Linked DNA regions of Homo sapiens: region 2 is linked to region 1. The links are chromatin loops, found by intact Hi-C in ENCODE. Cell type or tissue: natural killer cell. All regions are shown on one strand.

Region 1 (8,000 bases):
GCACACCTCTTCCACACAGGTTGTGTCCCCAGCCGCCTGCAGCCACCATCTCCCCAGCCAGCAAGCTCCTGAAGCATCCAGCAACCATCCTCCTCACCCTCAGAGGAAGGGAGGGGCACCCCTGGCTGTCTCTCCCCTGCCCATCCCAGAGCCATTGCTTCCTATTATCTCTCTCACCACCCACAGCACCACACCTTCTGCTGGTCCGGTCCCTCGGCCACATGTAGATAAGACGTTACCAGCACCCAGTTCAGTGTGTGGGGAGGCAAGTGGAGGGCACAGGCCCCCAGCCTTCACAGTGATGCTCTTGGGATTCGCCTCCCTTGACGAGGTCAATATTCCCTTGCCTCCCAGAGTGGAGTGGCGAGTAAGTAGCTCCTTTCCTGAATTCTGCACCCATCCCCCGCCAATGACAACACCCCTCTCACATCACCAGGATGACGGTGGGAAGACAGCTGGTGGGAGGGTCTAGTCTTTGAACTGGCACCTCTCAGCAAGCTCCCTGGAAGTCTGTCTGTCCCACAGGAGACCACAGTCCCCTGATGGATGGTATCTGCCTGTGTGGGTGTGGTCTGCCCCCACAGGCAAGGCTGCTCCTACCATAGACTATACCTTAGCTTCCCCCTCTTGGCTTTGATCTTAGATGAAATTGCAGAACTAGAGAAAAAAACCATTTAACCACCTTGATGCACATAGAACCACTTTATTTAGGTCTTTCTTCTATAATTTTTGCTTAAACTGTGATCCTCAGAGTTCCTTAAACCCTCTGAGCTTGTTTCCTCATCTGCAAACTAGTGTTTATCTCAGGGAGACCGTGTGAGGATAAGCTAACACATAGAAAGCTTTCAGAATGTGCATGGCGCATAGTGGTTGCTGAGGAAGTACTGGCCGTTCCTGGGGCCCAGCAGATCCAGGTCCTCATAAGCTTCCTGGAATTTCCAGACCCCCTGGGTACACCAACGGGAGCCACAACTCAAGAGGCTCCGCACGCACTTGCATGGCTTAGTGCAGGTCGCCCCCAAACACCCGAAGTCCTAAACTACTGATGTACTGAATTTCATCCAAAAGCAGATTTTAGCCCCTGGGAAAAACTTCTAGATGCCAATGCATACTTTTTTAAAAGTTAAAAAACATAACTCCCATAACAAAGATGGAATGAACACATATCAGAGATTTATTAATCATTAATGATGAAACAAGTAAGATGGTAAAGCTGGTCCAAAAAGTATTTGGAGGACCTAAGTATTTATAGACATTTTTAAAAGAATGTTAGAATAAAATTACTAGGTTTGAAGTAAAACCGGTTGCGACTGGGCATGGTGGCTCACACCTGTAATCCCAGAACTTTGGGAAGCCGAGGCGGGTGGATCATCTGAGGTCAGGAGATTGAAACCAGCCTGGCCAACGTGGTGAAACCCCACCTCTACCAAAAACACAAAAATTAGGCATAGTGGTGGGCATCTGTAATCCCAGCAACATGGGAGACTGAGGCATGAGAATCGCTTGAACCCAGGAAGCGGAGGTTGCAGTGAGCCGAGATTGCACCACTGCACTACAGCCTGGGTGACAGAGCGAGACTCCGTCTCAACAATAAAATAAAATAAAACAAAACTGGCTAATGTCCTTAAGGCAATACAATTATAACCTTTAGGGTTATCTTTCTACCAAATAGAAATCATTTGCATCTCTAGTTGTGGGCAGGAGGAGGGCAGTTGGTTGGTAATTAGTGCTCTGCAGAAAAAATAAAGCATGGACACTGCCCTCCAGCCTGGGCAACAGAGCGAGACCCTATCTCAAAATAAATAAAATAAAATAAAATATAAAAGCATGGAACAAGAATTGAAAGCAGGGGCCAGGTGTGATAGCTCACACCTGTGATCTCAGCACTTTGGGAGGCCAAGACAGGGGGATCATTTGAGCTCAGGAGTTCCAGACCAGTCTGGGCAACATAGCAAAACCCTGTCTCCACAAAAAAAAATAAAATTAACTGGACGTGGTGGTGCAAGTCTGGAGTCCCAGCTACTCAGGAAGCTGAATTGGGAGGATTGCTTAGGGCTTGGGAGGTCAAGGCTTCAGTGAGTTGAAATTGTGCCACTGCAATCCAGGCTGGGCAACAGACTAAGACCTTGTCTCAAAAAATAATAATAACAATAATTGAAATCAGGAGTTCAAACAGGTATTTGTACATCCCTATTTATGGTAGCATTATTCACAACAGCCAAAAGACAGAAGCAACCAAAGTGTCCATCGATGAGTGGGTCAACACAACATGGTACAGGCACACAGTGGGATATTATTCAGCCTTAAAAAGGAAGGAAATTCTGGCACATGCTAGCATAAGGGTTTATCGCTACTGGAAGGACATTATGCTGAGTGAAATAAGCCAGTCACAAGAAGATAAATACTGTATAATTCCACTTACATGAGATACCTGATGTAGTCAAATTCTTACAGACAGAAAGTAGAGGAGTGGAGGAAATGAAGAGTTATTGTTAAGTAGGTACAGAGCTCCAGTTTTGCCAGAAAAAGAGAGCCCTGCAGACTGATTGCACAGCAATGTGAATGTACGCTACACTACTGAACTATGCACTTAAAAATAGCTAAGATGGGAAATTTTATGTTATATGTATTTAACTATATTCTTATTTTAAAAATTAATGGTTAAAATAGTACTTTTTATGTTATGGTATATTTTACCACAGTTTTCTTTAATGTTTTTAACTAAAGCTTAGAATGAGTTTGGGGGTGGCTATTTTATGTAGGTTGGTTAGGAATGCCTCATGAAGAAGAAGTGAGGGAGGGCCCTGTGGATGCCTTAGGGATGCGTGTTCCAAGCTAAAGGGACAGCAAGGACAAAGGCCCTGAGGCCAGGCCTCTCTGGTAGGGCGTGGAGGCTAAGAAAGGAGAATTCAAGTGGCTGAAGATGCAGCCAGCAGGCAGAGGGTGGTGGTGGGAGATATAGGCGGTTACAGGAGCTTTGGTGCTACACACACACACACACACACACACACACTCACTCACATACACTTAATTGCTAATTGCTTCCACACTATCACACTCAACTCACACTCCACCTCCTCTGCGCCCTCCCCAGCAGACACCCGCTTCAGGAACCAAGTTGGTAAGAGCTAGTATTTGGCGCCCTCTGGTGGAATTACATGAGAAATGCCAAATCCAAATAACTGCCAAGATTCCCAGGCGATTGAGGGAAGGAGGAGCCTTGGCCACCCATCCCAGGCCCCTTGTTTTCCAGATAAGGAAACCAAAGACCCCAAGAGGGGTAGGACTTGCTGGAGACTACACAGCGAGCAGGCAGCTAGAACCTCACTCCCTAGCTCCCAGGCTAATGCTCCTTTGTATGATCCCAGCTGCTGACAGACAACAACGCGGACCTCATCTTCCTACTGGCCAGACCCAGGAGGCCCTGGAGGTAGGCTGAGCACACTGCTGTGACCCCAGTTCTCAGGCTAGCTCCAGAGTCTTTGTGACAGTGGCGCGGCAAGCAGCATAGATAACTGCTGCCTTCTAGTCCCTTCCTCCAGCTGGGGAGAAGCCATTCCTAGAAGGCTGAGGCTACCGCTGCGGGAAGTGGAAGGCGGAAGGCGGAAGGCGGGAAACAACCTCATTCCTACCCTGGACCCCCTTATCCAGGGTCTACTCCACATTCTGCTCCTATTGTCAGTCTCAGACATAGCACAACTGACCAGCTACTTACTACCTTAACCACCTCTTTCCCCTCCACTAATTGGAGTTTCTTATGGGCAGGAGCCAAATCTCCCTTGACTTTCTAGTCACCGTGGGTTATAATTAAAAGAGGAGTCACAGACCGGGTTCAAATTACAGCTTTCCTACCAATTGTCACTGTGTGATCTTGGCAAGCTACTCAACCACTCTGCTCCTCCAGTTCTTCACCTATGCGATGGGCACAGCTTGGCTCAGTTGTTCTAACCATTAGTGACTCTGTCCTTGAACATTTAGCATGTGCAGTAGACACAGTCATTGAGTACAAGGTACAGAACTAGTCCTGGAGGGGAAGGGTCCGGGAGCTTTTCTCAGAGCGAGTGAGATCTTTGCAGGGTTTGAATATACTACAGGAGTTTTCCAGGTCCCATGGTTGAAAAACAGCTTTCCATGCAGAGGCAAAGAAACCTGGAACAACAGGGTGAGGAGATCCCCACCTAGCACAGAAGCATCAAGCAAGCATGGTGGCGTTCCATCAAGTCAACTTAACTAGGCTAGAACTTTGTTTTCCAGACTTCCCTCCCTGTATGATTCCAAATGAGGACTGCAGGAGAGGTTTAGGTGAGATTTGGAGGGCAGATAGGAAGCGTCAGCCAAAATGCACTGTGGGTCCCGGCAACACCAGGGGCTGTCGCAGCTCATACACGTTGTCGATGGTCTGCTGGCTTGCACCAGCGGCTCAGAGAAGCAGCCGGTCGGCAGCTCCTCCAGATTCTCCCTCAGTATCTCTGAGACCTGGGCCAGGTGTGAGTGGGACTAACTCCTCCTGCAGGTCCCCACATCACTGCAGTGGGAGGCAGGTAGGACAGAACTCTGTCCTCATGGGTTCCAGTTCTACCTGCTCTCCCCCCATTCACTTGAGCTTTTCTTTATGATGGCAACCAGCTCTACCACACCCAGAGCCACAGCCTCCCACAGTGTAGCATGTCAGAGCTCCATTCATTCACCAGTATTATGAGTAACATCTTTGGCGATTCACATAGGAGTCAAACATTTATTTGTAGTCTGGTTTGGTGACACTATTCTTGGTAACAGAATTAGAAAAACTGATTGTGAGTTTGCAGGAAATACCAAGTCATACTGAAGTTATAGGTGGGTGGCATTTGCAATAAAGATTAGTGAGGCGGGGCATGGTGGCTCACACCTGTAAACTCAGAGCTTTGGGAGGCTGAGGCAACAGGATCATTTGAGCCTAGGAGTTGAAGACCAGTTAGGGCAACAGTGCAAGTCCTCCTTCTCTACAAAAACATAAAACATTAGCCAGACATGGTGTCACGTGCCTGTGGTCCCAGCTACTTGGGAGGCTGGGGCAGGAGGATTGCTTGAGCCCAGGAGTTTAAGGCTGCAGTGAGCTATGATTGCACCACTGCACTCCAGCCTGGGCAACAGAGTGAGTTTCTACCTGCACCCCCCCCAAAAAATGAGTGAATATATTATTATTATTTGTAAACTGTGTGTTACACATTCTTTATATCAGGTAAATAAGCACAGATGCACACTCATAGTTTCCCCCCCAGAGAGCTGGTTGTTAAACACTTACCAGCACACCTGCTGTGGCCAGCTTCTCAGCTACTTAAGCAATTTCTAAGCTTTCTTGTGGAGGGGTGGCCTAAAAATATTACTTTTATTACTAAATAAAATAAGCAATCATCTTTTTATGGTCCATTTGGGAGCACACAGGTCAAATGTCGACATTTTAGTTGTTTGCCACAGCATTAGAAAACAGGCTCTGAAGGTCTCCAGGACCTGCCTTGGCTAAGGGAGAAGAGACAGCATTCCAAGTGACACCTGAGGTCGCCTCCAGTGCAGTGGCCTCACAGGACACACAGTAGGCCTCTGCTCAGCTCCCATCTTACTGAAATCTCCAACCACAGCACAAACACAGTGAAATGTTTCCAGTGCAAAGTGATCTTTTGATCTTCTTCCCCTCACATGTTCACTAGAAATCCTCCAATATTCAATTTCTATTAGAAATGTGATTAAAATGGCCGAATAGGAACAGCTCCAGTCTACAGCTCCCAGCATGAGCAATGCAGAAGATGGGTGATTTCTGCATTTCCAACTGAGGTACCAGGTTCATCTCACTGGGGAGTGCCGGACAGTGGGTGCAGGACAGTGGGTGCAGCACACCTTGTGTGAGCCGAAGCAGGGCGAGGCATTGGGCTTAACAAATGGCACACCAGGAGATTATATCCCACACATGGCTCAGAGGGTCCTACGCCCATGGAGCCTCGCTCATTGCTAGCACAGCAGTCTGAGATCAAACTGCAAGGTGGCAGCAAGGCTGGGGGAGGGGTGCCCGCCATTGCCGAGGCTTGAGTAGGTAAACAAAGCTGCCAACAAGCTCGAACTGGGTGGAGCCCACCACAGCTCAAGGAGGCCTGCCTGCCTCTGTAGGCTCCACCTCTTGGGGCAGGGCATAGACAAACACAAGGCAGCAGTAACCTCTGCAGACTTAAATGTCCCTGTCTGACAGCTTTGAAGAGAGTAGTGGTTCTCCCAGCACACAGCTTGAGATCTGAGAATGGGCAGACTGCCTCCTAAAGTGGGTCCCTGACCCCCAAGTAGCCTAACCGGGAGGCACCCCCTAGTAGGGGCAGACTGACACCTCACACAGCCGGGTACTCCTCTGAGACAAAACTTCCAGAGGAACGATCAGGCAGCAGCATTTGCGGTTCACCAATACCCGCTGTTCTGCAGCCACTGCTGCTGATACTCAGGCAAACAAGGTCTGGAGTGGACCTCCAGCAAACTCCAACAGACCTGCAGCTGAGGGTCCTAACTGTCAGAAGGAAAACTAAACAAACAGAAAGGACATCCACACCAAAACCCCATCTGTACATCACCATCATCAAAGGCAAAGGTAGATAAAATCACAAAGATGGGGAAAAACCAGAGCAGAAAAACTGGAATAACTCTAAAAATCAGAGCACCTCTCCTCCTCCAAAGGAACGCAGCTCCTCACCAGCAACGGAACAAAGCTGGATGGAGAATGACTTTGACGAGCTGAGAGAAGAAGGCTTCAGACAATCAAACTACTCCAAGCTAAAGGAGGAAGTTCGAACGAATGGCAAAGAAGTTAAAAACCTTGAAAAAAAATTAGATGAATGGATAACTAGAATAACCAATGCAGAGAAGTCCTTAAAGGACCTTTGGAGCTGAAAACCATGGCAAGAGAACTACGTGATGAATGCACAAGCCTCAGTAGCCGATGTGATCAACTGGAAGAAAGGGTATCAGTGATGGAAGACAAAATGAATGAAATGAAGCATAAAGAGAAGTTTAGAGAAAAAAGAATAAAAAGATAGGAACAAAGCCTCCAAGAAATATGGGACTATGTGAAAAGACCAAATCTACATCTGATTGGTGTACCTGAAAGTGACCTGGAGAATGGAACCAAGTTGGAAAACACTCTGCAGGATATTATCCAGGAGAATTTCCCCAATCTAGCAAGGCAGACCAACATTCAAATTCAGGAAATACAGAGAACGCCACAAAGATACTCCTCGAGAAGAGAACTCCAAGACACATAATTGTCAGATTCACCAAAGTTGAAATGAAGGAAAAAACGTTAAGGGCAGCCAGAGAGAAAGGTCAGGTTACCCACAAAGGGAAGCCCATCAGACTAACAGCGGATCTCTTGGCAGAAACTCTACAAGCCAGAAGAGAGTGGGGCCAATATTCAACATTCTTAAAGAAAAGAATTTTCAAGCCAGAATTTCATATCCAGCCAAACTAAACTTCATAAGTGAAGGAGAAATAAAGTACATTACAGACAAGCAAATGCTGAGAGATTTTTGTCACCACCAGACCTGCTGTAAAACAGCTCCTGAAGGAAGCACTAAACATGGAAAGGAATAACCAGTAACAGCCACTGCAAAAACATGCCAAATTGTAAAGACCATCGAGGCTAGGAAAAAACTGCATCAACTAACGAGCAAAATAACCAGCTAACATCATAATGACAGGATCAAATTCACACATAACAATACTAACCTTAAATGTAAATGGGCTAAATGCTCCAATTAAAAGGCACAGACTGGCAAATTGGATAAAGAGTCAAGACCCATCCATGTGCTGTATTCAGGAAACCAATCTCATGTGCAGAGACACACATAGGCTCAAAATAAAGGGATGGAGGAAGATCTACCAAGCAAACGGAAAACAAAAAAAGGCAGGGGTTTCAATCCTAGTATCGGATAAAACAGACTTTAAACCAACAAAGATCAAAAGAGACAAAGAAGGCCATTACATAATGG
Region 2 (8,000 bases), 46 kb after region 1:
ATCTGCAGTGATGAGCATTATTATGGTGAAGCAGAGAAGAGAAAGGAAAGCGAGGAGACAGGAAGGTCGGGAGTGCTCAGAGCACACTGCTGGATGGCTCGGCTCCTAAACCCACATGAGTCACTTTCCCTTTCTGCCACTGCAGAAACTAAATCTGTCTGCTGCCTCCTCCTAGGTCAACAGAGTGCTCATCCGCAACCTCAGTGTCAAAGAATTCTTCTTATTGGAGAGGGTATTTCTCATCCCCACCATGAAATATCAGTCATTTTTTACTGTCCTCCAATGTACCCTCTACAGACAGCCTGAGACGGCGCTAAGATTTTTGCAAATGTGTCCTCAGGTACAGAAAGAACATGTGTTTTGCTGCCATATCTCTTCAGCCTCTGTCATTCTTGGCTCATTTCCTGAAAGATTAAGGAAGCCATCCCAGCCCCTGAGGCTTTGAAATTCCAGTAGAGGCCACTCCCTGAACACCAGAGAGGCCAAGCTGTCCCACAGGCCTAGCCCAGGCCACCTGTCACCCAGCTGACATCCCCTCCAGCTTTGCAGTCATCTCTGCCCCTGCCTGGGCAAGTGAGCTGGGGAGGGTATAGACGTAGGGTTCAGGTATAACTGAGGGACGAGTCAGCAGCTAAGCCACTGAAAAGAACACTAACAGTGTCTGGGTGGCAGCCCCACTGGTGACCTATCTCAAAGTCACATACCATCACCCTGGACATTAGAAAATACTTCTCTAAAAACCTCAAGCTCAGCACCAAGTTAGTTTGATAAGTCTCTACATGTACTACAGGGATTAAAAAATAGAAATTTCTGGCCCTCTGAATATGAAGCTAAAGACACTAGTATTTCTGTGGAATTAAGAGATTCTCTTTCAAAAAGTTCAACAGATGTTTGCTTATCCTTTAAACTCAGCTTAAGTTCACTTCATCCAGGAAGCCATCTCTGACTGCCTTGCCACTCTGGGTTAGGTGTACCTTCTCTGTGCACCCAAAGTCCCTCTTTTGAATATTACCGTGATCCTTCCAACACACATTTTAATGACCTAGACTGTGAGCTCCTTAATGGTAGAGGAGGAAGCAGGTCTAGCTCATTTTGAATTCCAATAACCCAGCACAGAGGATTCCACGTTTGTTGAATGAATAAACGAATGAAGTCATTCTTTTTTTTTTTTTTGAGACAAAGTCTCGCTCTCACCCAGGCTGGAGTGCAGTGGTGCGATCTCAGCTCACTGCAAGCTCCACCTCCCAGGTTCATGCCATTCTCCTGCCTCAGCCTCCCAAGTAGCTGGGACTACAGGTGCCCACTACCATGCCCGGCTAATTTTTTTGTATTTTTAGTAGAGACGGGGGTTAGCCAGGATGGTCTTGATCTCCTGACCTCATGATCTGCCCGCCTCAGCCTCCCAAAGTGCTGGGATTACAGGTGTGAGCCACCACGCCGCGCCTAAATGAAGTCATTCTTTAAAAAAAGGTTTGATTCTAGAAGTTGCTAACAATCAGACAGATGTATGCGGCATTTCACTGTACCAATAAAAATCCTTGATATTTAAGAAGGTCAAAATTTTAAGTTTGAAATTTGAAAAGGAAAATAAGTATGGTATCTATTTTTTCTAGACCAGGGAGAGACAATTAATAATTAATCTCTTTTTAATGGCTAGGAAGAATTTCTTGATTGTTGAGACCTGCTGATGGTATTACAATGAAACATCGATTTGGCCTAACTGGGAGTGTTTCCAAGGCAACAGCGACTCTCAATCATGTCAAATTACAGCTGTTATCTCCCTGGGTGTCAGTTTCCCTTAGAAAGCTAATTGAAATTGAAAATGTCTATCTTCAGGCCAAAGTTTAACTTTTCTTTGGATTCATCTGTTTTATCAGACAAAAAGAGAAAGTAAGACAGAAAACAGAGAGAGAGAGACAGAGAGAATAGAAACCCCTGAAAAACAGCATAATTGTTTTTCATTTTTCTAAAGAAGGCTGGCAGAGGTGGACTCTCTAAAAGCCATACCACAGGGTTCACTAGCTGATTTTGTCACTCATTGGGCTAACGTTCCTCAAGTCAGGAAAAATTTTTCTTTTTCTTTTTCAAAGAAAAGTGAGATCTCATGTGGTGAGTTCTGGAGACACTTCAGTCTTCAGAACCCACAGCATCCCACTCAGACTGCAGGGGAACTCAGGAACGATACCTGCGGTTCATCCGGGGTGTGCACGAGTAAAACGTGGCAAAATAGGAAGGGGGAGGCACAGGCGGCACAAAATCATCAGGGTCGGGGATGCGTCCATGATCCTCCGCTTCTTCAGCAGAAATCTGGGATTCATCCTGATTAAACAGCAGCTCAGTTAGTCAACAGCCTTCATTACAAAGGCACGGGGAGAGAGGCAGTGGATGACACGAAGGGGTCCATGGGCTGGCTCAGCGGAAACGTGGCCATGATGCCCTTGCATAGACTTACGATGCAGGATCTCCTGGTTGCGAATATCTGGAGGTAGCGGAGGGCAGCGGCCACCAAGCAGACGGTGGTGGTCAGGGCATTCAAGGCACACAGGGCAAAGAGGACTTTCTGGGGCAAGGAAACAATGGCACCACTAAGTACTTCAACAAACATCACCAGAATACAATGTAGAAAATCTTTAAAATAATAATAACGCTGCCTCCATAAGACAATTCTCAGGAGAGGATGCATGTAAAGGACTTAGATGGTGTTTGGCTCGTGGAAAGTGCCCAAATAAATGCTGGCTATTATTATGACCCTCATGCAATAATGTGTACTTCTTAATTCCAAAAACTTATCTTAGAAGCTTTCTGTCACAGAACAACGTGGTATGATAGTATTTCTTTTTGCAAGCATCAGAATACTGTCGAGAAACATTCCTTCCAGGAGAGCAGTGAGCTTCTCTTCTGAGGCTGATTTCCCCAGGGATAGCAATTCCCAGCCTCCTCCCTCCCACAGCCTCCCACCAGCACAGCACACTGCTTAATTTGTGGCCACTAATTCTATTTCAAGAGCAATTGGCTGTGCTGCCCCATGCACACGACGAGGACACTGAAGGAGCTGGCCCAGCCAGAGTGTAAATAGGACTTCTCTCCACTAAACACACATCTCAAAATAGCAAAGGCCATTCCAAACGCTTCTGTTGGTACAGTCCTGGCTCCTTGAGTGGGGCTTTCCCCAAGCTAAGTCCTGGCTCAGAAAGTTTGGGGGTGACTCAGCTACCAAAAATGCAGAAGCCATGGAAAGCAGGCCATTTCCACATCCCACACAACCCAGAGCTGGTAGCTTGGAACAGTTCTCTCTTTCCTTGGAGATTCTTCCTCCCCACCAAAATGAAACCCAAAACAAATATCTAAAGAAAACCGGCAGAAGTGGACTCTCAAAAAGCCATACCTCAGGGTTCACCAGTTGATTTTGTCACTCACTGAGCTAATGTTCCTTAAGTCAGGGCACAATTTTTATCCAATTCCCTGATGAAGGCTAATTTTGTATTTCTCTTCAACTGGGATCATCTGTTTGTTTAATACCTTTGGCTTATTATAGTTGTTGCTTATTAAACAAGAGCTAAGGTGCTTCAATTCCCCCATATTTTCTGGCCAATCTCTCTCCTTAGTCTACGTGTTGCAGACTGGTAGTACTCAGTGGCCCATATGACCCATGTAAGCAAACAAATGAGCATCAGAACAATGACACACGAGTGTGCGACTTAAAGGTTTTGCTAAAAGCTACACCGTATATGTGTGTGTAGGTATACATATGTACGTATGCATATGTTTATATGTGGAAATATGTGTGTATGTGTATACATATACATATATATAGTCAGGCTCCTTTCCATTTTTTACTATCTTACAGTTCTTCAACACAAAGAAAGCTGTCCATACATAATTTAACACACACAATAATCTGTGGTTCTTTCTGCATTCAATTCTGTCTCTGGGGTCACTCACATGCGCTTTCAGCAGCTTAATTGTTTGAGGGAGGTAATAGAACAGGAATATTTCAAGTAAGTTTGCCTTCTTTGGGGGCTCCGTGGTGTATTTACCGTGCGGGTGGGAATCTGTTTGAGGTACCTTAAGTAGAAGGTGAACAGCACTACAGGGCTGAACCGGAAAGAGTTTCAAGGCATTTTCTTTGTCTGTGCACTTGGCTGGTTGAAATTCTTCACAACAGAAGCAAATCTTGCCTTCACCTAAGTCCACCTTAACGGAGGAAAGGTAAAAAAAAATACTTTAATTATTAAGAAAAAATACCCTGGCTCTACCATGGAGCACCAATCCTGTAGAATGAGATGATGGCAGGGTTCTGTGTCAGGCAATGCCTCTATCAGTCAGGATGGGCTAGGGTATAGCATGGTAACAACCAAAACCTAAATTTCAGTGGCTTTCACAAAACAAAGGGAATTTTAATATTCCTCCTTTCTCCTTTAAAGTCTCCAGCTGAGAACTTCCTGTTTTCATACTAATCCTGTTTAGTACTAACAAACAAGCAGCTAAATGAGATGAAGTATCAGCCTCCATTCTGCTCGTGTACATGAGTCCCACTCTTCCCCAAAAGGAACCAAACTCACTTTTTTTTCCCCAACACAATGCACTCTGATTTTCATTTTTTGCACTTGGTGCAAGCCTCAAGATCTTAACCTGAAAGCTCTATCTCTCTCAGACAATACTAGGCATCATCTTACAAAATATTCCCTTCCCAAACAAGTCCATTCTTGATACAAAGCGTTTAGTTAAGTGGGAAACCAGGCCTATGTGGGCTGCACACACCATATAACATAGATGTCCAGCTCTTCAGAAACTTCAGCTACCTGGCACCTCTGGAGTGAGCCAGTCTGGATGGCAAAATTTTCCAGATGGGTGAAATTCAGTCCCTTTAAACAACCCTATTTGAAAGTTTACTCATTATACAAATGATCACGAATACCAATTAATTTTCCCACTGGATACAAAGAAACCTCAGGCACTGTGCAAAATGATTCCAGGCAACTGTGCACTGTGCGTTCCTTCTCCCCTATTCCTGATCCTTGCAGAATCTAATACCTTCACCTCCATTCTTAATCCCATCTCTGCCCAATATTTCTAAAAACTTATTCTCACTTCTCATCAGTCACTTTAGCCTATCCACAAACAAATTTGTAGAAGTCTCCCTGATCCTAAATAATGAACATCCACCCTGCATTCTTGGTGCTACTGCCTGAAGAGGTCAGATCTTTGTCTTCCCCCTGTCACCTTTCAATAGCAGCATTCTTAATCCTGCCTGTACATTTGAATTTTCTGGAGAGCTTTTTAAAAAATGATGATGCCATCTTAAGCACTCAGGGAACTACAAATTAGAGTGACAGCAAGCTCTCACTCTGGCTTCATCAGACTGGCACAACTTTAAAAAGAGAGAAACTCTCTTTGCTGGTGGAGACGTGGAGAGCCACTGGTAGAAATTCACCAGTCACTGGTGAGTTTAAGCCCTTTAATGAAGGAACTGACTATCCATTTTAAATTAAAAATACTCACTTCCCCAACCACTTTGGAAAACTCTTTAGCACCGCATCATCCAGCAGCTCCGTGCCTAGGTATTCACTCAAGAGAAATGAAAACTGCCTCCCCAAAACAATAATGCTCACAGCAGCTTTGTTCATAATACCCCCAAACTGGAAACAACCTAACTGTCCATCAACAAGAGAACAAAAAAACAAAAAAATTCTGGTATTTTTATAAAATGAAATAGTGTCCTGAAAAAAGGAACAAACAACAGATACAATATAAAAATATGGATGAATTTCAACAACATTACACTGGGCAAAATAAGTCAGACACAAAAACTTTCAAACCGTGTGACTCCATCTACATGAAGTTCAAGGACATGCAAAACTAACCCATGGTGAAAGAAACAGGAACAGTGGTTGCCTATGAGAGAGTAGAGACTGCCTGAAAAGAGACACTAAAGAACTTTTTAGGGTGACAGAAATATTGTTTGGAGTACAACAAACAATATTTTGTTTGGAGTATAGAAATTGTTTGGAGTATAACATGAGTGTATACATTTGTCAAAATGAATGTATACATTGGTCAAAACTTATAATGAACTGCACACTTAAGATTTGTGTTTTTCACTGTAACTTCTACCCCAATTTAAAAGCGATGGATAGAACAATAAAATGGTTGAATTTGTAATAATAAATGAGATAAGCAGGAGAAAAGATACTGCTGAGAACAATTCCTTGTCCTGGGAACCTACTCCGCTTAGGACTAAAATCTCCCTGAGGATATACAGAATGATATTAATGGCAGCACTGTGTCTACTGGTCAAAACCCAAGCCACAACAGGCAATAACAAAATAAGGAACTAACTTGGTAAAAGAAATTAAGGGTGTTAGTCTGTATTTAATCTATCTCTAAGTGATACATCTTTAAGTGATAAAAACAGGATGCAGGGAAGTACATACAATATACCTCATTTAAAAAAAAATCATGAACGACCCCACTCCATACATATTTATGTAAGATTACATGACCATGAAAACATTATGAAATATAATTCCCCAGCCTGTTACTAAGGATTTGGGGTGACAGGTATGGGCAGAGTGGGAAAGAGAAGAGAAGAGCAACCCCTTGCCCAAAAAGGTTTCATTTGTCAGTAATTTCCCCAAAGGAAAACAACACTTACAACATGATCCTGTTGATTATGTCTGTTTTTGTGCATAAAGAGATGCTTAACACATGGCCAAATTGTTATCCAGGGATAGTGGGAATTCAAATGATATTTAAGTTCTGCCTTATACTTTTCATGGCTTGCCCAAACTTTTATAATTATAACATCAGAAATAATCACAGTGTTGGTTTTGTGGTATATATATTCTGATATACAGAATATATAAAGAACTTCTATAACTCAATAACAAAAAAAAAAATAACTCAATTTTAAAATGTGCAAAAGACTTGTATAGACATTCTTCCTTTAATGAAGACATACAAATAGCCAGCAGGCATATGAAGAGACTATCAACATCACTAATCATAAGGAAAATGCAAATCAAAACCAAATGAGGTATCACCTTATACCCATTAGAATGGCCACTTTAAAAAAAAAAAGCAGAAAATAACAAGTGTCAGTGAAGATGTGCAGAAATTGGAACCCGTGTGCACTGTTGATGGAAATATTAAATGGTGCAGTTGCTATGAAAAACCATACAAAGTTTCCTCAAAAAATTTAAAATAGAATTACCAAATGATCACTTCTGGTTATATATCCAAAAGAATTAAAACCAGGATCTCAGAGACATGTTTGCAGGCCCATGTTCGTTGCAATGTTATTCACAATAACCAAGAGTGGGGGCCAACCTAAATATCCATCACAGATAAATGGAGAAACAAAAGGTATCATGTATATACAATGGAATATTATATAGTCTTAAAAAGGAAGGGAATTCTAACACATGCTACAACATGATGAACCTTGAGGAGATGATGCTAAGTGAAATAATCCAGTCACAAAAAGACAAACAGCATATTATCCTACTTGTATGAGGTACCTAGGATACTCAAATTCATAGAAACGGAATGTGAAATGGTGATTGCCAGGGGCTGGAGGATGGGGAGCTGTTGCTGTTCAATATGCATAGACTTTCAGTTTTACAATATGAAAAGAGTTCTAGAGATTGGTTGTCAACAATGTGAATATACTTACCTCTACTGAACTGTAGACTTAAAAATGGTTAAGATGGTAAATTTCATGCTATGTGTATTTTACCACAATAAAATTTATTTTCTTTTAAGTTCAGAGATGGTACAAGTCCACAACCTCTTACTCACAATGCTGAAATCCAAAAAGCTCTGAAAACCAGAAGTCATGATAACAGCCTGCTGTCCCAGACTCCACTGGCATGCTACATAATAAATAGTATATGCAAAATATTTAATCTTCTAAAACTGGAAAAACTCTAAATGCTGACACACACCTGGCCTCCAAAGGTTTCAGATAAAAGACTGTTGACCTGTATTCTGGCAATATC

What was found. A loop is a pair of places that touch in the nucleus more often than their neighbours do. Peaks named below come from ENCODE experiments on the same cell type or tissue, not always from the same donor. Only the 100,000 strongest peaks of a DNase experiment are listed, where the experiment ranks them.
Region 2: it touches region 1 in a loop (3-fold over the local background); 2 of 110 quality-filtered maps call a loop at or near these places.

The regions. Positions count from the first base shown.
Region 1 is chr9:69,417,513-69,425,512 of GRCh38, reverse strand. LOC124902177 (a long non-coding RNA gene) reads left to right here and starts at 2,998. Exons shown (of 2, transcript XR_007061568.1): 1 at 2,998-3,430. RefSeq lists a silencer at 2,746-3,040. In natural killer cell, CTCF peaks have their summits at 2,989 and 3,192 (motif pointing left); a DNase peak (open chromatin) is centred at 3,132.
Region 2 is chr9:69,371,930-69,379,929 of GRCh38, reverse strand. ENTREP1 (endosomal transmembrane epsin interactor 1) reads right to left here. Exons shown (of 11, transcript NM_001347995.2): 4 at 4,066-4,194; 5 at 2,453-2,560; 6 at 2,186-2,319. Among named protein-coding and RNA genes, the nearest start is that of ENTREP1, 51 kb to the right of the region's middle. In natural killer cell, no CTCF peak of the experiment used is centred here; no DNase peak of the experiment used is centred here.